Linked DNA regions of Mus musculus: region 2 is linked to region 1. A link is a loop called in an ENCODE intact Hi-C map of the cell type or tissue named here. Cell type or tissue: heart. All regions are shown on one strand. Links, peaks and the distances in the headings refer to the core of each region. The heading gives the core; the rest is flanking DNA.

Region 1 (15,927 bases), core at 4,195-12,194:
AGCCTTCTCTGATCTGCTCTTACAAGCAAACCCTTCGGCTCCCCTCCACAGCACACTGACTGTGTCCAGAGGCTGCACTGGGTTCAGGCACTTAACTAGAGGTCAAAGTAACATGTCCTGGAACTGGACAGCAAGATCCAGCTGAACTGGTGGGTACAATCAAGCCTGCCCTTCAAGCCTGTGTGTGGCCTGAAGGGCTTGGCAGGGCTCACTCTCCCAGTACTGTGCAGCACCTCCAAAATGCTTCTTTCAGCTGCTCTCTTTCTTCCCGTGAAAGTGAGTAGAACCGGACATGTTGCTCAGAAATCTCAGAGCCCTCAGGAAATGGGGTTGGGAGGGAATTTAAAGGGATCTTTAGATCTCATTAATGGCTGAATGTCCCCATCTTGACACAGGATTGAGGATGAGAGTCAATAAAAATTTGTAAAATCCCTATAAAGTCTTGGCCAGTTCCGGTCCCAGTCTTGGTTTTTTGTTTTTTGTTTTTTTTAAAGATTTATTTGTTTATTTTATGTATATGTGTATACACTGTAGCTGTACAGATAGTTGTGTAGTTGTGAGCTTCATCTGGTTGTTGGGAATTGAATTTAGGACCTCTGCTCACTCTGGTCAACCCTGCTCTCTCTGACCCAAAGACTTATTTATTATTATAAATAAGTACACTGTAGCTGTCTTCAGACATGCCAGAAGAGGGCGTTAGATCTCACTGTGGATGGTTGTGAGCCACCATGTGGTTGTTGGGATTTGAACTCAGGACCTTCAGAAGAGCAGTCAGTGTTCTTACCCACTGAGCCATCTCACCAGCCTCCCCCACCCCCCACCCCATCCTAGTCTAAAGTGCCCTGGTATTGGTCATTATTCTGATAAGTGGAGGCTGGGACCCTATGAAGAACTCAGGACTATGTGACATGGAGACTCACCAGCTATGTCTCCCTTCCTTCATGTGCGCCTATCCAGGCCTCCATGAATGTTGCTGCTTGTTGCCCACCCCCAGAGAACCACCTGGAGACCACTTGGGACAAAGAGCAGTTCCCTGGTGGTTTGTTACTATTCCAGCAGCTAGGTGGACCCAATTTAACCCTATTCAACTCCACTGCCCCACAGCTGTCTATGGTGCTGCTGTGCTGGTGTCATGGAATGTTCAACATACATTAAAAACAAACGAACAAACAAACAAAAACAGGCAGTATGCATCATGTCCTACAAGCCAGATCCCTGCACACTCCTAGAGATTCTGACGGGGCCAAGCTCCATAACGACACTTAACTAGGATCACTTCAGACCCTAGCATTGAAGGTTCAGCTATGCTCTTGGAGGAAGCTACCCAGTCTCTGGGAGCTTGGAAATCTTCCTCCACAAATGGAGGCCAGAAGAAGCAGGAAGGTTAAGTTAGCCCAGAGGTTTGATAAGGACAGTGGCGGTGGTTATGGGTGCCCCCTATAGGCCAGACTCACTGCTTGTATGCATGACCTCATTAGGCTCCCAGACACCCTATGTCAGTGTTTCTCAACCTGGGGATTGCAACCCCTTTGGGGGGTCACATATCAGATATCCTGCCTATCAGATGTTTATACTGTGATTCGTTACAGTAGCAAAATTACACTTATGAAGTAGCAACAAAATAATTTTATGGTTGGGGGTAACCACAACATAAGCAACTGTATTAAAGGGTCACAGCATTAGAAAGGTTGAGAACCACTGCCCTATGTAGAATCATCTGCATAGGGCCCCACAGACGTAGAGTTCACCCTCTCCAGGGCCCTAGTCCTGGTTCAGCCCTGAGATAGAGTCTCCTGAGGCCAGTAGAAATACAAGTGTAAGAAGCATGCAGGCAGAGAAACTTGACTGGCCAATTGGACCAAGGCAATGCATAAGTAAGGAAGGTCACTATGTGGCACCCTACCCTGGAGGATTTTCCCAGGAAGGGCTTTGTGTAGGAAAAGGAACACAAGGCCAGATGCACCCCCAGAGTGTACCTTACAGACTGGCATGTTAGCACAACGCAGTGGCCACATTGGAGGCTCCCGTGGGCCCTAAAGCTGTAATCCCATATGCTAAACTCTTGTTTTTCTGAATGCCTGGCCACGGACCCATCCCAAAAACAAACTCCAAACAAATAGCCCTCATACCTGGTAATGAGCTAACTTCGTGGCCTCCTTCTCCCGGTTCAGGCCACCCTTGCTAACTCAGCCTAAGCCACATGCAAGAGCTTGCATAGTCCCCGCCCATGGGCACGGGTACTGCGTATGCAGCATCTGGCCAAGAGACTAGTTTTCTGCAAAAGAGGCTAGGAGTGATCCAAGACTAGTAGCCCACACCCTGGAAGAACATCATAGGCTGCAGTTCCAGCCTCCTCTAGGCACACAGGCTGGGGACAATGGCCGATGAGGATACTTGCCTTCCTATAGGATATATACTATGGGTCAGAGGCATTTCTACGGTACTGTACTTGCAGGGGACAGGCACAGTGTCTAGGAACTGGAGTTGGTGGGGGGAAAAAGCCACCCCCCAAATCCCTTTCAATAACCCATCAGAGAATATGTTGTTCAGGGATCGTCTGGGATAGGAGTCCTCATCTCTGAAGCTCCTCGGGCCAAGGGACCCGCAGCTAAGGACATCAGGGAGTGGCTCTGGCCACCTGCCAAGGTCTCTTTCATAGGTCACTGTCTTCACCTCCAGTCCTGCCTTAACTGGTGAACCCGACTTCAACTAGGGCCAGACTCGGATTTTTAAAGGGATTTCTCACTGACAAGATGTCACTAGGTCACAGACATGGAGAGGAGAGGAAGGAAATGGAGGTTTGGGGTTGGGGATAGCAGCAGAAAAGGGTGGGCCAGTGTAAGGCAGCCAGGAAGCCAGTTAGGCTGAAGCACAGAAAGACAGATGGGAGGGCTTTGGAAGGAAAGGGGGTAGGCTTCTCATGCAGTGGGCAGGATGCTGGTGTTTCCTTGGAACTCCGAGAGTCCTCTTAAAGGTTCCTGGCCACAGTGGGGTTAACTGGGAGGGTGGAGGGTAGATGCCCAGAGCCAGCTGGAGGCAGTTGTGTAATGAAGTCCAAGTGGGGACCTGAAGACTTTGGATGTTTTTTCAAGCCTGGCATAAGCTGTGGGAGGGGAGGGGAAAGAGGTAGGCCCAGCCTACCTCCAGAGTTTAGGGTTCAAGCTCTCCACAGGGCAGAGTTTGCAGCCGTGTCGTGGAGCTGAGTGGGAATCTGGGTGTTGGGTGTTGAACGTTACAAGACTGAGGTGCAGTCACACTCAAAAGGATAGCTGGAACACATGGCTGGGGACCAGGGGAGGAGCAGCTCTGGGCTGAAGAAGCCAGTGCAGGTCACGGCCTCAGCTTAGCTGGTGCCATCCTCCCATGCTGTCCCAGGCGGCTTTCTGCCTCCAGCTCTTTTCCTCGTTGCCAGAAAAGACCTTTCTCCCTTGAACTAAGGGTGATCCTGGTGCGACTGGCTGCAGAGCTTTTGCCTGTGCTGTGTGGGAACACTGCTCACTAATGAGAAATAACGAGAGAGAACAGGAACCACCAAGGGCTAGTTGAAGGGCAGCCGTCCGGCCTGTAGTGGGCAAGTTGCTTGCCAGGGCCTGGCCTCTCAATGTTTCATTTCCTCAGTGGACCTGCTGTCTGCTCCCGCCTGCAGGAGCTCATTTGAATATGGGAATGCAGATTTTTCTTTTTTTGTTCCTTGGCTCCCCCCTCCCCCCAACCCCCCCATCCCGTGACATTCTGAGCCAGCTCCGGGTGCACCCTGATGAGCTCAGGGCCCAAATGTGATAAAAAAGGCGTCTGAGGCCATGATGCAGAACAGACACAGGGTCTGACTCTCCATGTCACCTTTAGGGACCAGATGTCAGAGAGGAAAAAGGAGATGGGAGATAGTGTTGCTGTTTAGTTGAACGTGACAAAGACTAATTCAAGAAATCCTTAAAGAAAGACATGACTGTTGTTGCCTAGGGCTCAAAAGTCCAGGAAAGATGAGACTCGGGGTGCTCAAAGACAACCTTCTTTTCCAGCTTACCTCCTCTGTGTTTGCCTCCTTCCCAGACTGTCCCTGAAATCTCTCCCTGCGGCTCCCTCCAGTTCCTGTTCCCTTCTCTCTGTCTTAAGAGTCTGCCACATTAGTCTGTTTATGACAGTCATGTAGCTGCCCTGGCCGTGGTGTGGGTGTACATAATTCAAACTCCATAATGACCAGGGAGAAAACAGAGGTGGGGAGTTGTTGGCAAGCCTGGTTGCAATCAGTTACCTCTGCAGCTGCCCTTGGGATGGCCATTCAGCCAAGTAGCCAGTGCTGGTATCAGGAGCTCACACACCGTCTCTCAGAGACATGACCTCGGCAGAACAGGTACTGTAGTGGGGTCTTGGGGCAGCTGTGCCAAGTTTCTGAGAACCTGGGTCCACACTGCCTATAGGGTAATACAGAGAGTGATGTCACAGCTGACAGTGAAGCTACTGGAGAAGCTGTTGTGGCATAACAGAAGACAGAGTCTTGGAAGGCCACTTGTCCCCTGAGGTGACACTACAGACCATGTTAGCACTCTCAGAGTCTGGGTAGTTGATGAGTACTTGTAGCTGTTTGACCTCAGCCCTGGCACCTGCAGGCATCTTGTCCTTTGAGTGCTAAGTCCAAGACAACCACACAGGAAAGCCGGAGAGAAGTGGAAGCAGCCCTACTGCAGAGAGCCTCCAGGGCTTCCAGGCAGAATATGGGCTGGTGTGGGGCCCTATGATGGTATGGAGCCCAGCCCATGGCCAGAAGCCTCTAATTCTTTCCCTGGAGTGTTTAGTGAAGCCTCCCAGACTATGCTGTGACAACATTAAGCCTGCCTACCGACTCAGCCAAGCTCCAAACCTCTTCATGTCAGTGCTCTTCTGGGGCCATCAGACTGTGGCTTGTTCTAGGCAGCTGTGAATGGTGACTGTCACACAACAAAGGGGCACTGGCCAGTTCTCAGACCTCTTCATCTCTAGAGATGGGGACAGGTGCTATGATGGAGGGCCCTGCTCTGGAGAGAAAGGAGGCACAGCCTCTTGTGATCTGTTCAACTCTGCCTGTCTTCACTGAGTCCTCTCCCAACAGCCCAGTTAGTACCCACATTGAGCTCCTCCATGCCCTTGGCCTGGTTCCTGCTAGGTAGGTCTAAGACATTCCTCTGTCTAGAGTCTTTGGGGAAGGGGAGGTTTGAGACAGGGTTTCTCTGTATAGTTCTAGCTACCTGGAACTCACTCTGCAGACCCAATTGACCTTAAACTGAGAGACCCACCTGTCTCTGATCCCTCAGTGCTGGGATTAAAAGTCTGTACCGCAATGCTGGGCCTCTGTCTGAACTCTTGACCTGTGTCTGGCTGTGTCTGGTAACCTGCTCTCTGTTCTGGAAATTCCCATCTTCTCTAAAGGTCTAGGTTCCATATCCTGTATGTTTGACTGCCATCATGGCCTTGTCCAGCCTGAATGCTTTATCTTCTGATATCTCTGGGTTCCTGCCCTCTGCTTGACCATCTCCTGCACCCCACTGCAGTCACTCTACATGTGACAACACCATGACAAGGTGACTCTTGCCTCTGATGTAGACCCCAGTCTGATGGTGCAAGACTAGATGGTCAAGTTGGGGACTAATCATATCAGGCTACTCCATGTAGCCAACGAATGTCCTCTTCTCAGCACCTAAGGTCATGGGAGGACCAGGCATCCCCTGTCCATTTTTCCCCTGTCCTGGTTGGGGGAGAGTCTGCTGGACTGGCCCACTGGGCTTGTCCTGGAGTCTAACTGCTGGGCAGAAGAGCACTCTACCCAGCTGGAGCACGGATGCTAGTGGGGTTAGCTGTTATGCACCCCATAGGAAACCCCCTCCCAGTCACATCAGGGTCAGCCAACCAGCACCCCAGAGGGTGCCCTCAGGGTTTCTCCAGGGTTCCCCATTGTGCCCTGTGACCTGTGTGGTGCTCATACTTCTGTGAATATGCCCAGCCCCCAACCCCCACCCCAGAGTTATGTGGACTCCTCAACTCCTCTTAGAGCCCTGAGCCCTCTCTACAGCCCTCAGAAACACAGTTTAAAAAATAAAAATAAAAGGAAGTTGAGTGACTGTTGGCTTAGGACTGCTTGGAAGACCCTGCCCTCTGTAAGGTGGCTCTGTTTACTCTTGATGTCCCCTGGGAGTCCAGGCAGCTCCTTGGGGAACAGATCCCTGCCAGGAAAATAGAGATGGGAGGAACTGCTCAGGGTAGGGCTGAGAATGCAATTAATGAAGGCGAGTCTTTGGCTCCTCAAGAGAGGAAGGATGGGGCCTCAGAAGCTGGCGGGGTCGGGGGAGAGAGAGAGGGAGTAGGTAGAGAGAGTGTTTGTGTGTGTGTGTAAGGTTACAACAGGATGAATCTGACCTGAGCTGTAGAGACAAGCTGGTAACAGGAATATGTCCTATCTCCATAGAGGCCTAGGATGGCTGGGTGGGTGTCTGAGATCCTTGCTGATACCTGCATCCCACACATTCATCCATTTATCTGACATGCTCATAGCCCACACAGTCAGGACACAACAGGAAAACATAACAGGGTGTCTCCTAAGGCCCCCAGACTTGTGTAAGACAGTGGGGCTGAGGTGCTGGTGGTGGGCTTTGGAGTGAGGACTGGCACCTATGAGGGCTTGCACAGGTTGCTGACAGATGAAGCTGTTGCTCCACAGAACTCAGCCGGGCGGAGCTAGTGCTTACCTGTTCCAGTTGGGACAACAGTGGTCATGTGTGGGAAGCGGCAGTGCTGAGCCTGATAACTGAGAAGGAGGCTAGACTCTGTCTTTTGTTTGTTTGTTTGTTTGTTTGTTTGGAGAAAGGGTCTCTCTATGTAGACCAGGCTGGCTTTTAACTCACAGAGATCCACCTGCTTCTCCCTCCCCAAGTTCTGGGACTAAAGGTGTCACTACTCTTGACTTGTGTGACATTTTGAAGGGGGATCCTGGCCAGGCATGCCCAGTGGAGAAAGTGGGTCATTTCATCCACCTCGTTAGGAATGGCTGGCTTTAGGAGCCTAACTGCTACCTTGTCCTCTTGACTCTGCTCTCCTGGCGAGCCTCTCTCCTTGGGGTGTCACCTTTAGGCTCATATCTCAACACACAGTCCAGGGGTAGGTAAAGGGTCTGTACTCAAACCCTGCATCTGGCTTTCAAGTGCACCTGTCTGAGGTCAGCCTGCTGATGGGGAGGAGTCTAGGTAGCTCCTAGATGGATCCTGTGCAGATGACCGGGTGCCCTCGGAAGGTTTTCACATACCTTCCCAAGCCCCAGGAAGATGGAGGCACACAGAGCAAATGACAGGTAAAAACCCATCCCATGTGGACACTGGGCTCTGTCCTTCCTGGGTTGTCTGTAGGATCTACTTGCACCATCTCCTATTGCCAAGGGCTCAGAAGGCCAGGCTGCTCTTCAGGCCAGGGTATTGGGGAAGCCCTGAGCTAACTCTGTCTTCCACGGGTGCTCTGGGGAGGCCTATCCCTGAGTCACTTTAGAGCCATGGCTAAGGTTGTCTTGGATTTCCTGACTTCTCCCAGCCTTGGCAACACGACCAGAATGAGGCCCTTTATAAGCCCCTCCAGATCTTCCCCAAACAACCTCAACCTGATAGCCTGGCCCATCCCCATCCCTGCAGGGGATAAGTCACGGAGCTGGTTGGGGAATTAGCCATTGCCCAGCCCACTCCTTCTATAGCGTGGCTGTACATTTTGCTATGAGAAGGAAATGTGGCCGAAGAATTTCAAGATAGTGATACCAGTGCAGTAAATCCAGCTTGGGTCTTGCACACTGGCATAGGCTTGCTTCCATGGAGGCTCCTGGCTAGACTAGAACACTGTGAGAGACTACCACATCCTCTCAACCACAGGTCAGGAGCCAGGGCAGGGCACCTGACCTCTGTGGTAACCCAGCCCGGCACACAGGCAGTGGCCACTAGGTCCTTGGCTGTGTCTTTCTTTGTTTTTTGTTTTTTATTTTTGTTTTTGTTTTTTTTAGAGACAGGGTTTCTCTGTATAGCCCTGGCTGTCCTGGAACTCACTTTGTAGACCAGGCTGGCCTCAAACTCAGAAATCCACCTGTCTCTGCCTCCCGAGTGCTGGGATTAAAGGCATGTGCCACTACGCCCCGGCAGGCTGTGTCTTTTTTGACTGCCTCTCCCAAGATGGGGTAAGGGTGCATACCCTCTCCCAGAAGGACTCCAGTTACCAGGTTGCCTTTCCCCTATGTCCTTAGCTCCACCTTATGGAGGAAGCATGCTGGTGCCAGGGAGGGAGGGAGGGTGGCCTTGGCTAGCCTTCCTCCCTGGCCTGGGCTACTACCGGAAAGAAGAAACCTCCATTCTCTGTCCTGAGCCTCATCTCTGCTCTCCATCTAGGCTCCCCAGGCGTGTTTAACCTGCCCCTCCCATCCGGTATGCAGCTTCCCTGGCACCGAGGCCCAGCCAGCGGCTCCGGCCAACGCATTTGGCTCTCAGCAAGCTAAATCTAACCCAGCCCAGCTGTCGCTCCTCCAGTTCTCTCCTGCCCTGCCAGTTCCCTGCACGAGGATGTGCGTATATTCTTGCCACCCGATATGGGTCCCTGGGACTTGTGGATCCTAGACCAGGATCCGGGACCTCTCTTTGCTCAGGTGTATTCTGCATCTGTGTTCAGGGTCCAAGGCAGGGTCAGTGTGTGGCAGGTGCTCAGGGGATACTGGGAAGAAAGACAGGGACCCATCTTCCATCAGCTCCAGTACAGCCAGGAAGAAGGAACCATAGTTCCCTGGGCCAGCTCCATGCTGGGTATGGAGTTGCCCTAAAGACTATGAGATGGAGTCTGGCTGGCATCCGTCCCACACTGGCCCAGGAGGGTATCGTGGAATTCCATTGTTATGGGCTTTAGTGTATGTGTGTGTGGGGGTTGAAGTCCCAGCCCCTGGGGCCTGGGTGGGGGTGGACAGTCTCAGACACTACTCAAGGTGAGGCCAGCAGGTAGGCCTACTAGGCAAGTGACCACTGTAATCATCTCTTCTGAGCCTGTTTTACTTAGGCCAGTGACACCCTCAGGTAGAATGCTTCAGCCTTGTCAAAGTAGCAGGGGATGGTGTCCTGGCTAGTGAAGTGTAAGTGGAGAAATGGATGTTGGGAAAAGAGAGAGAAACCCACTTTCCACCAGTCAGAGTACAGCTGGGAAGAGGGACACACTGGTTCACTGGCTGAACTTTCCTCAGCTCCTGGGGCAGATTTTCAAGCTGATTTATCTTGGGGGCGGGAGCAGCAATGTTATCCTTCCTCCCTCTTTTCATCCCTTCCTTTCTGGTTAGAGCTGTGTGTGATGATTAGAGCACCAGCCACTGTTTTGGGCCATGGCGTGACATGAGACTGGAAGGAACCTTTGTTGAGTTATACAGCAAAGCAGGAGTGAGACAGGGCAGCTTGGGCTCCTGTCACATGGGAGCAAGCACACTTCTATTTTGTTGAAGCCTTTGTTATTCTGGGCTTCTTCAGAAATGGAGTGCTTGCTAACCATTCCTGAAGGGCAGGCAGCCAAGTCGGCTCAAATGTTTCCTTCAGCAAGGCAGGATGCCATTCTAGTGACCTGTCAAGAAAATCTCAGTGTTCGCACATGCTGGGTCTGAGCTGGGCTCTTTGCGTGCAGGCGCCTCCACACACTCTGGTCAGCCTTGTGGGGGAGGAAGAAGCGTGCTGGCTTTGACCGGTTTTTCACACATCCCTCTGATCTCAGGAAACAGTAGCTAACTAGCAAGTGAGGCCTCCTGACCTCAGGTAGGCAGACTCCTGGGGGCCTCCTGATCACTTGCCATGAGTAGTTGAGCATTTAGCTGACACAATCCACTCTAGGGCACTCAGCCTACAGTGGGGCACACAGAACTGGGAAATGAGAAACGGGCCAGTAGCTTCCTTGGTGCTTAGAAGGGAGTCTGTGGGGCCTCCTTTTCCACCTCCTCTGGATCCTCACTCCTTGACCTCTACAGGACCTGTCACTAGGAAGGTTGTTAGGGTAGCTTCCCAAAAGAGGAAGGAGTGTTGGGGTTAGCCTGGGATGGCTTGGGCTTGCTGTCACATAGAAGGAACTTTGGGGTGAAAAGTTTAATGGGGAACACCACTTTTCCTGCTTCCTTTTGGCAGAGTTTAATAGGTGCAGCTTGTTCGTGTCCCAAAGCCACAGGGGGAAAAAGAATAAGAAAAAGCCCTTTTCTGCTGCTATTGATAACTTGTCTCTTCACGAGGCGGGTTCAACCTAAAAATACCCACCCTCCCCGACAGGGAAGCCAGCATCGTCACGTTGCAGAGGAGACTTGAAAGTTGACTGAGAAGAATCAGCCGAGCCACGTGAGCCGGTCCAGGCCTCTGTGGTCAGGCTGCCCACTGGCAGCCTACTTCCTGTCCCCACGGAAGATTCCATGGCATGGCTGAGAAGAGAGCTGGAAGTGTGTTCTGCCAGGGACCTGGGAATCTGGGGTGGAGATGGCCTCAGGCTGGCTTCAGCAGCAGGGGCCAGGTGGGGCCACATACAAGGCACCCCAGTTCCTGGATGCCACACCCTGGCCCAGCTGGCGGACAAACAGGCTGAGATGAAGAGATAGCATTCTGGCAAAGAGGTAAGAGTGGAGTGGGTGAAGGGCAGAGGGTGGGTGGTTGGTAGCCTGTCCCTGGGCGAGCTGCTGCTCTTGAGCCTTAGTTTCCCTTCTGGAATGGGGAGCGATCATCTCTGTTCTGCCTCCGTCAGGGGTGAGGATGGAAAACAGGATGATGGGGTTCGTGTTGCTATCTGGCTGTGACCACCCACAGCGCCAGCTGTGGTCAAGGGAGGCCTTGCGTGGGTCTTGCGAGACACAGGCAGATGGCCCACCCTTGAGGAAGGGGTAGTTCCCGCCCTAGTCAAGAAGACAGAGGGATTCTGTCAGGGAGCCTCTGGCCTCCATTCTAAGCCCTCAGAGTTGGCTTGACCTCCAGGATCTATCCTGTAATCTCCCACCTCCACTTAGCACTTGGGACTGGATGTATCCTTTATTTATACCATGTGGGGTGGGGCAGCACCCTCATGGCATCCCATTGTGTCCCAGGAGCTGTTCAGGAAGGAACACACTCCCCAAACAGTCCTTTGGCACTTCTCAGATGCTGAGAGCACTCAAAGCTACAGCTACTCAGGGGTCCTGTGACATGGAATCTGATCTTGTGGCCCTCAGCCATAGCCCCTTCAGGAAACTCAGGGCAGATCCTGGTCTGGAGTCTGGGCATAGCCAGACTGCTGGTCCATCAGACGTCTCTGTGCCTTGCCCTCTGGAGGCATTAACTGGGTTGAGACCCAGTCTGACATCCGTAAAGTGGGAGCAATGACATTCGTCTCCCTGGTCAGCTGCTGACATGGGGGAACTGGAAGGGACATGGACATAATGAAACACTTTGGGGGCATTTTGACTATCACTATCTGCACTGTCATGGCCGGGCGCAGAGCCAACTCTTCCTCTTTCTACACCCTACTAGTCCATCCTAGAGGACATTGCCACTCGGCGAAGATGGAGAGAGCCCCTCCCCTACTGACAGGGATGCTGAGCCACCCAGCCCTGCACCTGAGGCTGCTGAAAGGTGGCAGCAGCTCCTAAAGGGGGCAGAGAGCCAGGAGCAGTGTTAGGTACCTGTCAGCTCACCTTTTACCTAGAGGTAAAAGCGGAAGTGAGGAACTCAAGGCTCTCCTCAGCCACAGCTGGAAGACAGGTGGTTGGAATGCCACCCCGGCCCCAGGGTCAGCCCATCTACTACACAGCTTGAGTAGGGATGCCCAGCCCAACCTGGGTGGTTATTCTGCCCAGATGGCAGGGCCCTGTAGCTCAAAGTCCAAAAACAGGTTAGGTAAGCTGTGTCCCTCTGAGGCTTGTCTCTTGGAGAGGGGCTGATCTTGGAGATTTAGGTAAGGGTGTGGGTGGTGGTGGGTTTCTGAGCTAGTCTTGGCCAGGCCCCCAGAAAAACTGCAGAACCTGGTCAGTCTGACTATCTCCGTGGCAACCGGCTAGCTGTCCTTGTCCTGGCTGGGGGGCCAGCTGCCGCACCCTTCCATCAGCCCTCAGCGGGCTGGAGTTGCTTTCTTCAGAGGTAACCATGGCAACGCCTTTGTTTCGGAAGCCTGGCCCGCCTCCCTCTGTCTCTCTCTTTAGGAGCTGAGCGTGCAGGGGGCTCTTTTCCAGTCCCAGCACGTCTCTCCTGCGCCAGTGAGAAGGGGCCACCAGAAAGCCAGGCTGTCCCTGGGGTGGGAGCTAGAGAGGCAGACAGGGTCTGCTGGGCCACTCCGTGTTTGCAGAGGACTTGAGTATCTGCAGAGTGGGCCACAGAGGCGGGGGGGGGGGGGGACGGGACACGACACGGACCTGTGTGTGAGTGTGAGCACCACCTTACTGGAGGAAGAAGTGTGGCCTTGGAGAAGAATCCTTCATTATGTGCTGAAGAAGGTTCATGGGGGGCATTTAGAACCCCTTTGCTAAAGCCTCAGACTGGCTTAGCAAAAAACCCAAGTAATTACTCAAGTAACTGGAAAGCCTTGGACTGATGTCAGGTGCAGCTGGCCCTGGATGACCTGGGGGACTTGGTTCCTCCTTGGTTTCCTGCTTTCAAACGACCTATAGCGGCCCTCACCTCACTTGCTTCTGGGTAGGTTTGTGAAAGACAAGAGACATCTAACTTGCTTCCCTCAGGTTTGACACTGAGCTGAACCTCCTGGCTAGGATCGGACCACAAGTCCCATACCTTTGCAATTCCTGTGCCCTGCAAAGTCCTATGCAAGTCAGTAGCCATCTTGATTCATGTCACTTCACCTTTCTCAAACCAGACCCCACATTCCAATGTGATGAGGAGGCTGGGGAACCCTGGCTACAGAGAAAACTGAGTGTTCAGAGAGGTCAGATAGCTTTTCTGAGGCCAAACAGGCTGCAGGCGTGTCCCCAGAGATTCTGAGTTTAACCAGGAGCCACTGCAGACCACAGGGCGCCTAAGGGTGTTAAACAGGATGAACCGGCCAGGGAGGCCACTGGAGGGGTAAACTGGCCCCAGGGTATGTTAAGTCACGATTGGCGCGCAAAGGCCGGCGGCCACATTTGCCATTTGTTCATACCCCAGCAACCGTGAGAAGCGTCTGCGGGGTCGGGAGCCAAAGGGTGGGTCTAGCCCAGCGCCAGCCTGGGATCGTTCACGCCCAGCCACCTGACTCACTGTTTGTAAACTAGCCTCTCCCAAGGTCACTCCCCTTCCTCCTGCCTCCCCTTCCTTCTAGCTCCAGTATCTGCATAAACCCACCTTCTCCAAGGGGTGATTGGCTGGGCGCGCCGCCACTCCCCCGTGTGAGCCGGATTATGATAGGGCCGAGGGAGAAGCTGTCCGGAGAACGTGATCGGCATGGTTCCGCCCCCGGCGCGGCCTGCGGGCCGAGCGTTGATTGGCCAGGCGGCGGCTGACGGACGGCGCGGGGCGCGGCGAGCGGCGAGCAGCACGGCGGGCTGTAGGTCGGAGAGGCGCGGGCCGCACTTCCGCTTGGGTGTCAGAGGGTTGCCGGCTGCGGTCGGGGGCGGGGCGGCCGTGGGGTCGGCGACTCCGCGGGGACCGCGTTCGGGTGAGTGGGCTGCAGCGGGGCGGGCGCGCGGGGACGGGTCTCGGGGAGGCCCATTTGCCACCTAGGCCGCGGCTGGGCTCGGGCTGGAGAGTCGCGGCGCTAGGCCGCCGGGAGTGTGGACGACCGCGGGAGGGACGGGGCCCCGTGGGGCTCCAGCGAGGTCCGCGGTCGCACGCGAGGGACTCCGGCGTTCTCCCTTTGCTGGGCGAGCCGCGCATCCCCTCGGGGCGCGCGGGGAACTTGGTGCCCGCGTGGCCTCAGGTCCGAGGGCCTATGTCTCCACAGCAGAGTCGGAGCGCGCCTTCAGACCTGCACCAGCGAGGCAGCCAGGGCTGTCCGCGCTGAGTGCGGTTGGTGGGCCCCGCGTGGAGGCGGAGGCACCGGCGGCGGCGCTCTGTCCCCCTTGCTCCTCCGAGACGCTGCGGCCGAGTGGGGCGCCTCAGTCTTGAGAGTTGGACAAGCTTTTGAGTTATGTTCTTGTGGGTCGGCCTTTGCACATCTGGATCAGTGGTTCTGTGGGGCTCTGCACACACTCGGAGGAGGCCTTCGTGTAGGCTAGGCTCCATATTGTCAGAGATGTTGATGGGACAGCTCCTGAGTGGGAGCCTCAGGGATGGGGAACTGCTGACCCTTTCTGCAGAGAGCCTGGACCCTGCTAACTGTCACCTGTCATCTCTCCCACCTTCACTTCTTGCTTGTGGCATGTGACATCTGGTGTACCAGTAAGAGATACATATGGGTCAGTCGTCTGCAGTGGGCTCTGACAAGCAACAGGTGCTCCAAAGTGTTAGTTCACTGATGTGAGTAAGGAAACAGGAACATTTGAGTGGACACATTGTCCGTCGCCTCCCATTGCCTCTGATGGTGCCAACTAAAGGGTGACAATGAGGAAATGGGTGGCTGCATGTCCTCCATAGAATCTACCTTCCTGTTTGCCCCAGGTACTGTCTGGTAATAACAACTCTTATCTCAGGGGACGCTAATTTTGAGCAATTATTTGCTCTAGATCATTAGAAGCATGAGTCTTACAGCAGTCACTAACATTACCTTTATTCCCAAGGAAAAGAGAGCTCAAGTAGCTTACTTCAGAGCACCTAGTAGCAAATTAAGTAACAAAGGTACCGAAACCCAGACTTCCTTTTTCTCTCTCTCTTTTTTTTTTTTTTTTTTTTTTTGTTGTTGGTAAGGATGAGCATGGCCTTATGCCCGTTGAGATAAGAAAGCAGCCTCTTTATCCCCAGCTTTACTTTTTGATATTGTAATATAATTACATCATTTCCTCCAATCCCCTAGTAGTTCCTCTGCTCTCTTCTGTGGCCTCTACTTTTTGGATTATTGTTACATATGTATATGTGTGTATGTATTATGTATCCTTAAATGCATGAGTTGTACCTGCTCAGTTTGTGTAATGTTACTTGTACTTATATGCTTCCAGGGCTGATCATTTAGTATTGGATACCAGTTTGTGTGTTCTTTACACTCATTTTGTTACTTTTGAGGAGGATCTGATGTAACTGGGTAGGCTCAAATGTAATTGAGCATGACCTTGAATTTCTGGTCCTCCGTGTTCTGGATTACAGGTATGCATCATAGCCCTGGTGAGTTCATATTCTTTTTGTTGTTTTGTTTTTGAGACAGGGTTCCACTGTGTAACACTGGCTGGCCTGAAACTTGATTTTGTAGATCATACTGACCTCCAACTCAACGATCTGCCTGCCTCTGCCTTCTACTTGGTGGACATTTGAGGCCAGCCTGGTCTACATAATGAGTTCCAGGATAGCCAGGGCTACATAGAGCAACCCTGACTTGAAAAGCAAAAAACAAACAAAAAAATGCTAAGTGAAAAAAATTTTTTTCTGCTTTGACACAGGACCTTACTCTGTAGTCCAAACTGTCTAGACCCACCCCCAGTCCATCTACTTCAGCTGGGATTATAAAAACCTTATATGAAAGTTAGGCTGGGTGTGGTGGAACACACCTTTAACACTCAAGAGGCAGAACCAGGTGTATCTCTACAAGTTTAAGATCTGTCTAGTCTACATAGTGAATTCCAGAACAGTCAGGGCTATGTGGACAGACCCTGTCTCAAAAATACCCTCTCCCTAAAACATACTACATAGATATATGTATATATATATGTGTGTGTGTGTGTGTGTGTGTGTATATATGTATATGCACACACACATACACACACATAGGGAAGGGAGAAAAAAGAAAGTTAGTATGGAGTTCTGTTTAAGAATGTGTGTTAAGAATTTAACGATGCATAGTGACATATGCCCTTTAATCCCAGCATTCAAACAACAGATTGCCCTC
Region 2 (15,927 bases), core at 4,064-12,063, 140 kb before region 1:
TGGGGGAGAACTCAGCTGATGAAGTGTTTGTTGCATAAGTGTGAGGATCTATCTGAGTCTGAGCCCCAGTACCCATATAAACAGCCAGGGCACGCACTTGTCACCCAGCACTAGACAAGCACTGTCCATGGATCCCAAGGGCTTGTTGGCCAGCCAGTCCATCCTACTTGCTGAGTACCAGCCAGTGAGAGACCCTTCTCAACAAAAAGGTAGTCGGTAGGTGAGAAACACCTTCCAATAACCTGTGGCCTCTCTATCAAGCTGTAAGACACACACACACACACACACACACACACACACACACACCACAGTGGGAATAGGTTAATTGAAAAGCAAGGGGCTGGGGAATAGTTCAGGCAGTAAAATACTTGCTGTGCACACAGGAAGACCTGAGTTTAACCCAAAGCACACTCTGAACAAGTCAAGCATGGCAGCTCCGCTACCATCTCCGAGCTGGTGAGGCAGAGAAAGGAGGACCCCTGAGCTGTGCTGGCAGCCAGGCTACAGCTTTATCAAGCCCTAGGTTCCATGAGCAACCTTGTCTTTTTTAAGGGGGTAGGGAGACACCATATACTATGCACACACATGCAAATACAAACTGGTACACACAGGGAAAAACTGAATCTTAAGCCCCCATCCCCATGTACACAGGAAGTAAGAAGCAGGCTCTTTCCCTCCCTTCTTTGCCACTCTGTAACAGGTCATCAGCCAAAGACCCTTCCTTTGTCCCTGCCAGCACCTTCTGAAAAGTGCTGTCAGATCTCAGCCTCTGCCGGGGCCTGTGCGCTGGGCCGCATACCCCAGGTCTGACTCTGCAGGAAGCTCTAGGCAGTAGCCCTGGATGGGGAGGGCTCAGTTCTTTTTGCTGCTCAGCATCAACTAAGACCTCAGTCCCTCAAATTAAACGCCTTCAGATCCACACAGCAGACTCACTACTAAGGTCTCATTCTAAAGCCAGATATCCAGTTTGTCACAAGAACCAGAAGTCCCCCAGAGCAATGACTCCAAAACCCAAGGTCATCAGCACCACCCACCTGCATGTTGTAGGTGCACTCCCTGCAAGTTTGAGCCCACAGAAACCGGTGCCTTCCTCAGGGCCACTCTACCACTCAGAGGACAGGACCTTACAAAATGGTCCCTCAACACCTCAGGAAGGAGACAGAGACGGCCGGCCCAGTGAGTAAAGGCACTGCTATGCTCTGCAAGCTGGCACCCTAAGTTTGATCCCCAAAACCCACAGAAAGGTAGCAGGGACGACTGACTGTCCACACCTCTGTCCACTCTTCTCATGTGTGCTGAAGCACATGCACCCATACACCATGTGCACACACACTAACAGTCTGTGCACACACTAACACACCATGTGCACACACACTAACAGTCTGTGCACACACTAACACACCATGTGTACACACTAACACACCATGTGCACACACACTAACAGTATGTGCACACACTAACACACCATGTGCACACACTAACACACCATGTGCACACACACTAACAGTATGTGCACACACTAACACAGTATGTGCACACACACTAACAGTATGTGCACACACTAACACACCATGTGCACACACACTAACAGTCTGTGCACACACTAACACACCATGTGTGCACACACTAACAGTCTGTGCACACACTAACACAGTATGTGCACACACACTAACAGTGTGCTTAAAGCTCCAGGAGGAGAGGAAAAGGCTCTCCCGAACTTCACAGACTCTCAGAGTGGCAAAAGGCCTAGCTTCCAGCAACCCCTCCTACCAGAACATGATTGTAGAGCAAACTGCAGGTCTGCATGCAGCACACTGGCCCCATACACAGCAGCAAGCTGCTTGGGCAGACAGGTCACAAAAGAACAGGGTAAAAGTGGATTCTAACTGTGGGCAATGTTAGCTCTTAAAGATTTTCAAGCTCTTATGTCTTTGGTACAAATATTCAAAAGAAGGTAAAAAACCAAAACTTTCACAGCCCTAGCATAAAATATAAAACTCCTACTTCTTAGACATAACTGTGCAGTGCCTGATCTGCCAAGCAGTTCTAAAGAACTGGCCCAACTGCACTCAAACCAACATCCAGGTAACCCTGGCTTCAGCACAGGCACAAAGCTGCACAGCACCCAGACTTCCTACACAAAAGCCCCCCTCTCCCATCTTCTTAACTTAATCTAGCAGTTTTAGTGCTAGCCAAGGCCTGACTAAAAGACTGCCAACAACAGCCCTGAACAGCAGCTGCATCCCAGACCAGGCAAGGAGAGGCTCATGGAGAAAAGCAAAGTTGCTCCTTCAAACTCCACAAACTGCTTCAGACCTTAGGCAGTTTCTACAGAACTTTACATCTTTGCTTCAAGATTTGCAAAAAGAGAAAAAAGAAAAAGAAAAAAAAGCAGCTATAATGATTTGATCAGCCCGGATATAACCTGCTATTTATAAAAGCTGTTTCCAAATTTACATTGTAAGTGGAAGAAAGTGCACATTTACACAGAGGCAGTCTTTGAAAGCATCCTGGAACACCCTGACTTAAGTACTACCCCACCAAGCCACTCCATTCAGGGCAGGGGGCTGAGTGAGGTAGACATGGTTCTGATCCAGTGGCCTCTCTGGGGCAATTGTGAAGAGGTTTCCCAGTGGCCGATCTTCCCTCCTTCACTCATTCCTACCCAAGCCAGGGGGTACTCTTCTTAGGAGCCCTAGTATACAAGAATCTGCCCAGAAGTGCAGTGCATATACATAGAGACCAATAAGCCAAGTATAACAGCATACACTAGCACCCAGGAAGCTAGAACTGAAGGACCTCAAGCAAGGCCTACATGGGCTATAGAATGAGAGTCCCAGACAACCTAATGAGAGACCCTGCCTCTTAAAAACCAAAACAAAGAGTTGAGCTGATATGATGGGTTCTCCCCAAGGTCAGAGCCTTTGCTTGAACACACAGCATGAAGTGTGGATGAGCCCACCATCCTGAAATGCTCACAGACCCTCTACTACTACCAAAACACAACAATGCTGAACAGCTCCAAAAACAGCTGCAAATGCCAGTCATCATCCCATCACCACACTGCCCGAAGATGACAATGACAGGCCAGCTGTGAATCTGATGGGAAAGGAGACCCACTCCTAGTCTTCCAAAGTGCACCACTGCCCGAGTTATGGTTACCAAAATGTTTCTCCTCTTCCTCCTCTTCTTCTTCTTCCTCCTCCTCCAGCAGCAGCAGCAAACTAGGTTACAACCTTTGGCCTAAAGCCAGGCCCTAGTGAGGTCCTCCCATAGGTAGCATGTGGCTCTGTGGGTGGTGGCCACCCCAGCATTGTCCACTCAGAGCAAGACAACCTGCCCCAAACTTCTTGTCCACTGGGTAAGACTTTTCACTGGAATAAAACTAACCTTAAAAAGACTGTTACCATCCTTCAAGCAGGGAAAGGATCAGGGAACTAGGACTAAAGTGCAGCTGTGCCCATCCATGTCTCATCCTGTGGGGCAATGGACAACTTCCTATTCACTCAGCAGAGACAAACTTTACAGTCAGACAAACTGAGGCTCCATAAGCAAACAGCAACTGTGACCTCGAGTAAGAAAAGCTAAAGTTCCAAGAATGTTCCTCTTGGTTGCTGCTGCCAAAGTTGGCCTTCAGAACCCCAGCCCATAACCCCTCCAGAACTCCACCCTGAGCTGCCTGAGAATCTATCTGCCCAACAACTCAGGCAGACCCAAATGTGGTGAGCCACTAATCCACATCCACGTGTGGGAACCAGCACCTGACACCTGTGTCACTCCAGAGCCACAGCATCCAAGCCAACAGAAGGAATGTTTGCTCCTACACAGAGAACCTATGATTTAGCCAAGTTCTAGAGCAACATGAGAGTAAATTCAATACCAAGGTAGAATGAGCACACGTAAAAGAAAATGCTAATTTGCCAAGTTAGAAAAACAGCCTGCAGGACAGCATCCTCACCCAGAACTCTCAAAGTCACCAGAGCACACACTAACTCTGAGGTTCTCTCACCTGCCCTTTTGACAACTATAGTCACACTGTGACATGCCTCTATCTCCTCCTGACATGTGCACCTGCCATCCAGCAATCTGAGAACTATCTAAAGCTCTCATTGTGGATCAAACTTAGACTTTGGCACCAGCAAACCACCAGCAAGTCACAACCACAGTAACATCCCAGTCCCTTTAGAAACTTGTCCTGACAGGGAAGATCGGGGCTCCGGTTGCTTAAAAAAATAAAAGAAATTAAAAAACAAGTTCAAGGTACTTATTAGAAGTTCCTGGTGAATGCTGAAGATTAAACTTGATCTCACAGACCTCAGGGTGAAGCCTGTGTCCCTCCCCTCCCCCAGCATGACCTCTCTCATGAGGGCACTGGGAGGGACTCAGCCCTTTTCACACTCCTCTCAACTGCCAATGGTATGCTATTCCACTTGACACCTATGTGTAGCCTTGAAACCTGCCTCCCCCTCTCTCTCCACTTTACCGTGCAAAGGCTGCTATTGGCTAAACAACGTTTTATTAGAACCTATTTTCATCTTTCCTGAGTATATTTTATTATAAAAGCTATCAATGAAGGAGGAACATCAGTTAGAAAAAGTTCTGCCTACGCAGTTACAGGACAAAACTAGGATGCTTGCATCCTCTGACTACGCCTCCCCGTCTTGTTTAAAAAGATGTCGGTTTTCTAGCACTGGTGGTAATGGTTTTAAGCACCAAACATTAGCTTAGCTTTGGGTGTTTTTAAAGTAAGGTAATCAATCAGCACTCCTTATCAAAACAGCAACAGAAGCCAGGGGTACAGAGGATGGGTGTGAGTTTTCTCTTTTTTAGAAAGCATGTGGGACTTTGAAGCAGAGCTCTGGGTGTCTGCTACACACCAGACTCTGCCCTACTCTCCAGCACAAGCATGGGGGCTGATGCAGACGCAGACGCAGAGACGTGCAAATAATGAACATGTTTACATTTCCCCCAAGGAGTTATCTTCTGCTCTACACGCCAACTCTGAACCTGACCTGGAAAAGGAGGCAGCAGTGGTGCAGACAGCAGCCAATGCCCTTTTCAAATGACATCGTCCTTCTCCCAGGGAGACGGACTTCACTTGTGCAGCACTCAAAAGCAAAGGAGCCAGGGTAAGCCAGGATTGCTATGGAAGGATGCCATGGGCACCTGACTAAGCCAGCTTTCCTGATAAAAGGACAATGTGGGCACATACTTGCATTGGGGAAGTCCGTGTTAAAGTACTGTGGCATTTCGAACAGCAGACTACAAGCACAAAATGCATCTTAAACTATAAATATCAGCCATACTTTCCACCCAGAGGTCAGAATGAAGATAATGAACAAGGCATTTCAATTTCACACACAAAACACACACACACACAGCCACCCCACACACACACACACACCCTGCTCACTTCTCAGCAAACCCCAGATGTGTGGCAAGAGACATCTGCAGTTCCTAGGCCTTATGTCACACCCAGCGCCTCCTCAGAGCATGGCAGCCCCTGCAACCTCTCAAACACTTCTGGGTCCTATATCCCCATAGATAGGGCAGGTATCTCTGGACCTTTGATGAGCCTTCCCAATCCTCATTGACTTCCACAGCAAAACCCAATTCTAAAGATGCTGTAGGTCTTTCAACGTGACCCAAACCACTTTTAAGAAAACAGGAGAGGACACAGTAGCAGCATGTTTTCTAATTCTCTACTACTGCCACCGCGGCGGGCGGGCGGGCGGGCGGCGCTGCTACTACTGCTTGCACATGTCACCGTGTAATACCGGAGGAGCGCACAGGGCTTGCTCCGGCCCAGGGTTCTGTGGGAACACTCCTGCAGAGGACTCTCAAACAAAAGCAGGCTACAAGCGAGGAAAGGAGCCACTCGACAAACCCAAGGGACCCTTAGGAATTCGAGGACAACAGAGTCAGAACATGTGTGGAATCTGCAAGAGCCGAGACAGCTCCTGTGTCCCAGAATCCACATCACCATGATCTCCTGCATCCGCAGACCCCTACGCACTAAGTGTCCTACTGACCTCCAGGGATGGCAACAACAAAAAACACCCAGGGTCCACTTTCAGGCACTGATGACCACTAAACGCCTGCTCCCAGCATGGAGTCCCCAACCGGCTTCCCTGGCAACAGGAAAGCCCATGCCGCCTTCCACAGACTTCATTAGCATGCCCGTGAGTAGTCGGTTCGCCCTCTCTTGACCTCACCTGAGGAAGGAGAGAGAAGGGCCCCTCGGCTATACGGTGGTAGCCCAGAGCATCCGAATGGGACAGCAGAGTTCCCCGAGGGATCTGGGAGCTCCAGGACTGGGACGCCCTCAAAACTGGCAGGTCACCTGGGCAGGGGCCGCCCCTCGGCCTCTCGGGCCACCCGACTAGGGCACGGTCCCAGAATGCAGCCCAGAACTTCCTGGAACGCCAGGGCAGCCTGGTGCACCCGCCCTCGGCCTCCCGCCGCGCGCTGCCACTCACCTGGGGGCAGCTGGAAGTTCTGGATGTTGGTCGGGTTCTGCGGCGGCTGCGGCAGGCGCGGGGCCAGCACGGTGGGCGTCAGCGTGGCCCGGATAGCGCCGGTGGTGGCCGCCGGCGTCCGAGGCAGGCTGGGGGTCGCCGCGGCCGCACCCTTCGCCAGCCCCGCGGGGGTCCCGGGCGCAGGCCCCGGCAGCGCGCCCGGCATGGCGGGCCCGAGCAGCACACTGCCCGCCGCGCCCCCGCCCGCGACCCCCGCCGCCGCCGCCGCCGCCGCCGGCCCCGGCCCGGGCCCCGGTCCGGGCTTGGGCGCCTCGGCCTTGGCCCCCTGCGCGCCCGCGCCCGGCTGGCCCAACCCCGCGGCGCCCCCGGAGGCCGCGGCGGGGGCAGGAGCGGCCCCGTTCTGCGCGGCGGCGGCAGCGGCGGCGGCGGCGGCAGCGGCAGCGGGTGACACGGGGGGCGCGGGCGCGGCGGGGTGCCCGGGCGGCCGGGCTGGCGCGACAGGCGCTGGGGGCGCGGGCGGCGGGGGCGCGGCGGGCGCGGGCGCGGCGGGCGGCGAGGGCGCGGCGGGCGCGGGGGCCGCCTGGATGACAGAGCCGGCGGCGGGCGGCGGCGCGGGCCCGTTGTTGACCGGGCTGACAGCAGGTGCGGCGTGCGGCGCGGTGGGCGGCGCGGCGCTCCCATTCAAAGTTTGCGCGGCGCCGGGGCCGGGCGGGCCAGGCGGGCCGGGCTTGGAGGCGCCGGGGCCGGCGGGTGGGGCGGCGGCGGCGGGATCCGGCCCCGCGACGGCGGCGGCGGTGGCGGCGGCAGCGGCAGCGGCGGCGGGGCAGGGCCCCGCGCTGGCCTCGGGCAGCGGCCTCAGCTTGGCGGGCGCCGGCGCGGGCCCTGCGGGGACAAGCAAGCGGCGCGGTGAGCTGGAGCCCGGGCGCCGCGGGCCCCCACCCGCCGGCCGCGCTCTACCTGCGGGGGGCGGCTCCGGCGCCGCTGCGGGCGCGCCCTCGGCGGAGGCGGCCGGCCCTGCGCCCGCGGCTCCGGCCGGGCTGCCGCTCACAACATGGTTCCCGAGCGCGCCGGCGGCCGCGGCCCGCAGCTCGGGCGTGCGCGGCGCGAGGTGGTGGTGGTGGGCCGCGCTGGCCGCCAGCTGCGACTCGAGCGAGCCCACCAGATCGCTCACCACTTTCTCGTCCACCTCGCTGTTGAAGAAGACCTCGTCCAGCAGATCCGAGCCCGCCGCCATCTTTCCTCCTCGCCGCCGCCGCCGCCGCCGCTCGGCCGAGCGCGCCTGGGCAGGAGGAGGTTCCAGCGGGGCGGGGGGCGGTGCGCGGGGCGGGCGGGGGCGCGGCGCGCAGGGAGGGGGGAGGGGCGGCCCACTGCGCAGGCGCGCCGACACGCACCGCCCACGCCCGCGCCCCTGTGGCCTCCGATTGGCTGCGGCGGGCTCTTAAAAGACGCGGCCAATGGCTGCGAGCGCCAGAGGCCGGGGAGCAGGCTAGGCGCTGGGTGCTGGTCGGCTGTTGGAGCGCTGGTGGGAATGGCAGCGGGGCCGGGAGAGCGGCGGCTCTAGGCGCCGGGTGGGTCGCGGCAGCCGGCTGCGGGGTTCGCCCTTTGTCTGCACCCTTCCAAAATGGCTGCGGCCAGGGCGGGCGGTGACAGCTGCGCGGGCGCTCCCGGGGCCCCGGCGGTCAGAGAGGAGCAGGAGTCCTGGCACGAAGGCGCTTTCGGGGCGGAGAGGTGCGCAGAGGACGCCGCGGACACGACGGGTCAGCTCCCCTGACTTACAGCGGTTAGTACGAGGGCCGTGCACACCCCGGACGAAGCTGGACATCCGGAAGCTGATTTGTTCTTTATTTACTTTTCTCGTGGGGGAGGGGGGGGTTGGTTGTAAATCCTCTAAACTGATGCTTGCTGGCACTTTGTAGGAACATTTTCGTTACCATTTCTCCCCTTTCTTTCTGGGTGTTTTCTTAACCAAAAGGCCGTCTTATTGGACATCGCTATGGATTTCGTCTTTCCTTTTTTTTTTTTTTTTTTTTGAAAAGGCCGAAAACAAATTCCAGATGGCAAAGCTTGTTGGGGACCTCAACGCAACTGACCTTCCTAGAATCATCGTCACCTCTGAAGAGACTTGCCACGGTCTGCACAGATCCAGCACTGGGGAATGAGGAATTTGACACTGTAATTTTTTTTTTTTCCTTTCGTGCCTTGAAAGAGACTCTTCCCACCAGCTTTTACTACCCACACACACCCTCCATGCACTCGGAAGATGAAGGCAGGAGGAAAAGGAGTTCAACCTTTGTTATGCATTTAGTTGGAGGCCAGCCTGGGGGTCTTGTGGGGCCCTGTATCAAAAAGGTGAGGTGAGAACTATTCTCTCAAAAGCAGAGTATAAACTCTCAGCCTGTGTGCTGATCCTGTCCCAGCCTTTTAAACTAAATGAGTTATATAACTACTATACAAACCCCACCCTACCCCAGCTGTCCTCTAAGCAATAGTCTACCTAAGGAACTGTGCGCCTTGAAGCCAAAAAACAAAACAAACAAACAAACCCCACAGTGCCCTCACTTGCAAAGTGTGCTTGGGAATCCTTAAATAACAGAAATTTTGTTCTTGAACATCAGCCTCCAGATTTGGAAAGCCAGTAAAAAGAAAGAGACAATGAGGAAGCAGGTTGGGTGCTAGAAGCCAGTATAGGCTTGACACACACTAGAAGGAACAGAAATTCACAGTTGTAAATAAAACCCACGAGTCTTCTTTTGACACAGGAGAACACGTTCAGGGCCAAGAGCATCATCCTGAGTGAGTGGGACACTACTTAGTCACAGCCCCCAGCCACAAGTCACAGAATTCTTTACTCTTGATAATGGTTTGAAGATTTTAAAGTGGACCAAAGGATCAGAAGGTTCTTGCTAATCCTCTTGATGCCGGTTAATGGGACCCACCAGTTAGGTGTACAGTAGCCTGTACCCCGAAGCCATTAGGTGACAGGGAGCACAACAATGAGAGCCATAGCAAAGCCCAGGCTCTGGAGCTCACAGGCCTCTTGGTACCACGGTACACAGCCTCCTTCCATTCTTAAGCATCTGCTAATGACACAGCCCCTGAGCCACCAAGACTTAAGTTACAGGTGCAGGGTTTAGGGTCTGTGCCCACCAGTCCCTTCATTCCTTGCTGCAGAGCCCAGTGTGGGAGCCACACATCTTTCAGGTAGCTGTTTTCAAGTGCAGAGCTCTTAAGACTGAAGTGGGTGGAGCTAAAAAGTCTCCTCCCCTCCTCAAAATCTATATGCAAGGGGCAGTAGACACTATTAAAGCCTTAACCTTTGTCACTCTGGAGACTGAAGAACAAATTTTCTTTAAATTGTCTCTCCCTTTGATACATTGCCATAGGCCATTATGACTTTCATAGTTTGAACTAGCATTAAAAGAGAAAAGGAAGAATCATTAAATATAAAGTATAAATAAAACACCCATTTTGTAGAAACAGGGGACAACCTTTTGCAAGTAGGTTCCTGCCACCATAGGTTTAAGGGATCAAATTTTTATCAGGCTAATATGGCAACTACTTTTATCTGCTTAACCATTTCACCAGCACAAGATGTTTAATTAAAAAAAAAAAAAAAAAAGGCAAAGCGGAGGGATAAGGAGATGGCTCGCTTGGTGAAATGATAGGATATGAGTTGAATCCCAGTACCCACATGAAAACACTGGGTATAGCAGCATGCATCTGTAATCCCAGCTATGGGGAGGTGGGGATCACAGTATTCCTGGGTCTCACTGGCCCAGAAAGTGTAGTGAAATATCCTGTCTCAAAAAATAAGAATGATTGAGGAATACACCTGTATACCTGATGCTGACCTCTAACCTCCATGCATACATGCACGCACCACAGAGAGACAGACAGACAGACAGACAGAGACACAGGCAAGAGTGCACACTAGATGGTAGCTGGAGACCTCAAACTGGTTCCTGCTTTCTGGGTGATTGTGTCAGGCACCCTTACCTTGTGGTAGCTTCAGCCATCTCTGGACTCACCTGGCTATGGTCTCTCCTTTATTTTGTTTTGACAGAGCATCTTGTGTTGCACATGCTAGCCTTGATAGGCTCATTCCATCCTGTCAGCCTTTCACATAGCTGGTACCTCTCATCTTCTAGTGATACCAGTTCCTGGATTTGGGACCTACCAAATTCCAAGATCACTTTGAAAAGTTTTTAACACATTACAACTGCAACTCCTTTGCTTGAGACCAGGCTTGGGTGGCCACCAGTCTTAGGACTAATGCATTGAGTGCTCTCTGCAAGGCCAAAGAGGAACTGAGGTTAGAAGGCTTAAGTTTGTGGCTGGGTCTCACTCTTGGTAAGGGTATAAAGCCAAGTCTCAGACACTAAGGTTGCTGGGCACTAGTAGCACTCTTCCCATGCTGAGGTTAGCTATCCTTTTGTCCACACGTCAATGGACATCATGGGTCTGGTGTCTGCTCCTCCTGCCTTCTCCTTTTGAAACTAACCCCGGTCTCCAGAGCCAGCTGTCTATAAAACTCCAGAATGACTCATGACAACATTCTCTTGGCTGACTCCCACAAAGGACTAACTATAGCTGTGTGACCGGGTTTACAGTTCAGCTCAGAGGAGCTTACTCAGAGTGCATGAGGGAGCCCAGCCTGTCAGCATGCCTGCACTTGGCTTCCCGAGCCTCCACCTCCCGAGTGTTTCATCATCAGCCTCACTTCCCAGGAAAAGGCAGCCATACCTCCTGCGAGGTGCACTGTCGCTCTGCTCTATCCGGTGGTTCCCTGAGGGTTTCCTTTTTGGTTGATTTCTAATAAAACTTGCCTCCCCCACCCCCACCCCCCATTCAGCTCACATGTCCAGTTTATAAAATCCTAACTCAATTTGGAACAGAGTATAGTGGTACACACATATAGTACCAGCACTTCAGAAGTGGAAGCAGGAATTGTTCAAGGCCAGCCTCAGCTACATAATAATGTGGAGAGCTGCTGGTCCACATAAAACTGTCTTGAAAGATAAAAAATAAACAACAATAACAGCAAAACCCCAGCAAACCTCAACTCACGTCCCTGAAAACTTAGTGCCGTTAAGTGTTGAATGATCACATTTAAGGTTTGGTGGCTGGCATGGTTAGGAAGAGCTAGTGAGATGCCTCAGTCACTGAGGATGCACCCTAAGAAGAGGGTGGAGCCCAGCACTTTTCCTCTCTGTGAGAGAGTGCCTGGCAGAAGAGCCTCAGTGAGGAAGAGCATGCAGGAGCAGACATGGCAGGAGAACAGCCCATGGCTTGCAGTGTCAGGAGGTTGAGGATAATTGTAACCCACAAGAAGGAAGCAAGCAAGACCTGGCAGCCCTACTTGAAGGCCTCCCCTCTGAGCATCCTGTTTCATCTGCCTAGACTCCACCTCCTATAGGCGTCACCAGCTGGGGACCAAGTGACCAAATGGTTGACCACTCAGAATTTGAAATGCAAGTCGGGTGGTGACATGCCTTGAATCCCAGCAGAGGCAGGCAGACAGCCAGGGTTCACAGAGAACCCAGTTACACATAAAATAAAAAGTACCTCAGTATGAAACAAATGAAAAACACGAGACCCGTAGTCGGGTAATCTTAAACGTAACTGGGGTAAGTTGGAGGAGAGCATGGGAGATGCCTGAGTGAGCCAGGTGCTCACTGTGCAAGCTGGAGCTGGGTTCAGATCTGCACAGCTTCTGTAAGAGCCAAGCACGGGTGGCAGCCACCTGTAACCCCAGCACTCAGGAGGCAGACCAGACTCCCAGATCAAGCTGGCTAACTAGCTGAGCTCTGGTGAGCTCTGGGTTCATCAAGACAGCCTGCCTCTTGAATGAAGTGGGACACAATCATGACATTGTAAAAATGCCATTTCTCCCCAGTGTCAGCTACAGACTTGGTGCAAAATGCAGTTTAACACCTACCCCCGAATTGTTTTGCTTTTTTTTTTTTTTTTAATCATTGATAAGGGGCTGAAGAGATGGCTCAGTGGTTAAGAGCACTCACTGCTCTTCTGAAGGTCCTGAGTTCAAATCCCAGCAACCACATGGTGGCTCACAACCATCTGTAATGAGAAAGGATGCCCTCTTCTAGTGTGTCTGAAGACAGCTACAGTGTACTTATATATAATAAATAAGCCTTTAAAAAATCATTGATTACAAAAGTTGATAAGCTAGGCTTGTGTTTCCCACATGACAAGAGTAACTCACCTTTGGATCACACCTTAAACTCCGGGTGGGCGAAATGATACAACATTTGCCTAGCTTTCGAGAGCACGCCCTCAGGTACAGGTTCTGGAAAGGAGTCAGCACAGGACAGGGAACTGTCCCTGCCTTTGGGAACTGCTAAGGTCAGCACGTGGTCCAGGCCACTTAGGCAGAAAGAAACTCCAAAGAGCTGGATCTCAAAGCTGGGTGTCACCCCTCTCCAGAAGGTACAGGGCATCCTAGACAAGAGAAAGCTTGAAAAGGGGAGATAAAGTCGGGCAACAAGTGCTGCCTCCATCTCCAGTTGGACTCTGAGGAGTACTGGGGAGATTTCAAACAGCATAGCTCAGAATAAGACATGAACAGCCATCCAAGTGGAAGATAAGGACTTGGCTCTCAGTCCCTAAAGTCAGCCATCAGCTGACAAAACATGGCCACTATGTCCAGGCCACAACCCCAAAAGAACCAGTACCAAAATAATATTATCCTAAAGTGGAGGTGAGGCGCAAACCTTTAGTCACAGCACTCTGGAGGCAGAGGCAGACAGATCTCTGAGTTCAAGGCCAGCCTGATCTACAGAGAGAGCTCCAGGTCAGTAAGACTACACAGAGAAATCCTGTCTCAAAGGAAATGTTTAAATAAATTTAAAAATCATTCATTCTTAACAGGAGTAAGGGGATTGACCTATAGGATTATTATGTAAGGATTATAAAGTAGCTGTGGGCTGTGGAGATGGCTCAGTAAATTGTTCTTGCAAGCATGGGGGCCAGAGTTTCATCCCCAACAACCGAGTTTAAAAAGATTAAAATTTAAAAAAAAATTTTAAGCTGGGCACGATGGTTCATGTCTTTAATCCCAGCTCTCCGAGACAGAGGCAGATAGATTGCCAGGAGTTTGAGGCCAGCCAGGTGTACATAATAAAACTTTGTCTCAAAAAGACACAAGAATACATAATTTTTTAATTCTAAAAATAAATAGCCGGGCAGTGGTGGCGAACGCCTTTAATCCCAGCACTTGGGAGGCAGAGGCAGGCAGATTTCTGAGTTTGAGGCCAGCCTGGTCTACAAAGTGAGTTCCAGGACAGCCAGGGCTACACAGAGAAACCCTGTCTCAAAATAAATAAATAAACAAACAAACAAACCCATAATCCAGTGCTGGGGAATTGGAGAAAGGCAGATCCTTGGGGCTCCAGGCCAGGCAGCCTAGCTTATATTTTTCAGATGAGCGAGAGAGCCTGTCTTAGAAAAAGACAAAGGCTGTAAGAGGTCAGTGGGTAAGAGTGCTCGCTATGCAGGCATGAGAATCTGCATTTGCATCCCAGCAGCCATGTAGAAAGGCCAGGCATGGTCCATGCACAACAGTACTACAGTGCTCTGAGGGACACAGACAAGGAGATAGCTTGTGACCTGCCAGACTAGATCCAGGTCTAGTGATACATACCGTCCCAAATGCAAAGTCCTCCTCTGGCCCCTGCAAACCTGTACATGTAACTGTGCATATCACATGCACATATGCATGCAGGCAAAAGCAAAAAAAAAAAATTTGTCCTGAAGAACTCCTGAAGTTGTTATCTGGCTTGCATGTGTACATGTTCCTCTACACACAGACAAATATATTTTTGAAAATATTGTTTAACAGCTAAACAATACCTGAGTAACACCTGGAGTTGTCCTCTGTCACATCCCATCATAAACATGAACACAAATAAAATTGACAACGGCTAGACCAGTAATATCTGGCATGAAGAAAATTAGGCTTTCAACCAATGATAGGTTTTTTTCACAACATAACTAGAAACTATTTTAAGTTTATATTCTGGAACTGAGAAAACTCAACGACTGGGCCAGGTGGTGGTGGCGCATGCCTTTAATCCCAGCACTTGGGAGGCAGAGGCAGGCAGATTTCTGAGTTCGAGGCCAGCCTGGTCTACAGAGTGAGTTACAGGACAGCCAGGGCTACACAGAGAAACCCTGTCTCAGAAAAACCAAAAGGAAAAAAAACCTCAATGATTGGGCCATGTATTGATAGAATTCATCTAATCCGAAAAGGAGAAGTGAGGAGTTGGGGCAGTATAAAAATGTCTATGTGTGCTTTACTGTGTGACAGTGTCTGTGTGCATCATTGTGTGACAATGTCTATGTGTGCATTATTGTGTGACAGTGTGCACTACTGTGTGACAGTGTCTACATGCACTACTGTGTGTCAGTGTCTATGTGTGCACTACTGTGTGACAGTGTCTGTGTGCATTACTGTGTGACAGTGTCTATGTGTGCACTACTGTGTGACAGTGTCTGTGTACACTACTATGTGACAGTGTCTGCGCATCACTGTGTGACAGTGTCTGTGCATTACTGTGTGACAGTGTCTATGTGTGCACTACTGTGTGATAGTGTCTACATGCACTACTGTGTGACAGTGTCTATATGTGCTTTACTGTGTAACAGTGTTTGTGTGCATTACAGTCTGACAGTGTCTGTGTGTGCGTTACTATGTGACAAGGTCTATGTGTGACAGTGTCTATGTGCACATTACTGTATGACAGTGTCTGTGTATTACTGAAATTACAGAAAAAAACAGAGGAGGGGGAAGCCCTGGAGGGAATTGTGCCTGGAATTCTGTCTAGTGAGAGAAATACACTTATATTAATGTGGTCAAATACATTCCCTGATCTACACAGCAAGTGCCAGGCCACTAAGGGCTGCACAGTGAGACCTATCTCAAAAGAGCAAAGTATTGGAAAGATGCCTATCAACCAATTTAGATAGATCAGACCTTTTAAGAGTGCCAGTAAAGTTGGCCCTGGTGGCACTGACCTGGAATCCCAGTTTAATCAGGCTCAGGTAGGAGGGAGGGCCTAAGTTCAAGCCTGAGCCACTTAGTAAGACTCTATCAAGATAAAAGGCAAGGATGGGGCTGTGAATATAGTGTGAAGTAAAACATTCACCCCAGGTGTTCCATCCCCAGTGCTGGAGAATGAGACTCAGTCAAGATATTGTCATGTAAAATTAAGAGAGCTCACCACCAACAGACACCAGAACACTACAGGAAAGTATTAGGCTGAAGGGATGGGTACCAGACACAAATTTGGTGACCAGGAAAAAAAAAAATGTAAATTCTCAGAAATGCTGCCTATTGGAGTAAGCAAAGAAGGCACTTTTCCACCTTGTTTCTTTGAAATGCACATGCCTTTCTAAAGGCAGATCAGCAGCAGCGAATTGTGGCAATTTT

What was found. Hi-C counts contacts between places; a loop is a spot of excess contacts. Peaks named below come from ENCODE experiments on the same cell type or tissue, not always from the same donor. Only the 100,000 strongest peaks of a DNase experiment are listed, where the experiment ranks them.
Region 2: it touches region 1 in a loop (2.1-fold over the local background); 3 of 42 quality-filtered maps call a loop at or near these places.

Annotation. Positions count from the first base shown.
Region 1 is chr2:180,105,859-180,121,785 of GRCm38, forward strand. It overlaps Gm46782 (a long non-coding RNA gene), which reads right to left and starts at 4,893. Exons shown (of 3, transcript XR_001783600.2): 1 at 4,838-4,893; 2 at 4,253-4,412. Osbpl2 (oxysterol binding protein-like 2) reads left to right here and starts at 13,448. Exons shown (of 14, transcript NM_144500.4): 1 at 13,448-13,611. In heart, for the core only: a CTCF peak has its summit at 8,241; DNase peaks (open chromatin) are centred at 8,483, 10,383, 11,883, 12,143 and 3 weaker places; H3K27ac peaks cover 1,497 bases.
Region 2 is chr2:179,968,934-179,984,860 of GRCm38, forward strand. Taf4 (TATA-box binding protein associated factor 4) reads right to left here and starts at 7,713. Exons shown (of 15, transcript NM_001081092.1): 1 at 6,480-7,713. The coding sequence starts at 7,713. 4921531C22Rik (RIKEN cDNA 4921531C22 gene) reads left to right here and starts at 7,920. Exons shown (of 2, transcript NR_033782.1): 1 at 7,920-8,259; 2 at 8,516-10,080. In heart, for the core only: no CTCF peak of the experiment used is centred there; DNase peaks (open chromatin) are centred at 5,118, 6,358, 7,958, 11,058 and 1 weaker place; H3K4me3 peaks cover 4,783 bases; H3K27ac peaks cover 2,610 bases.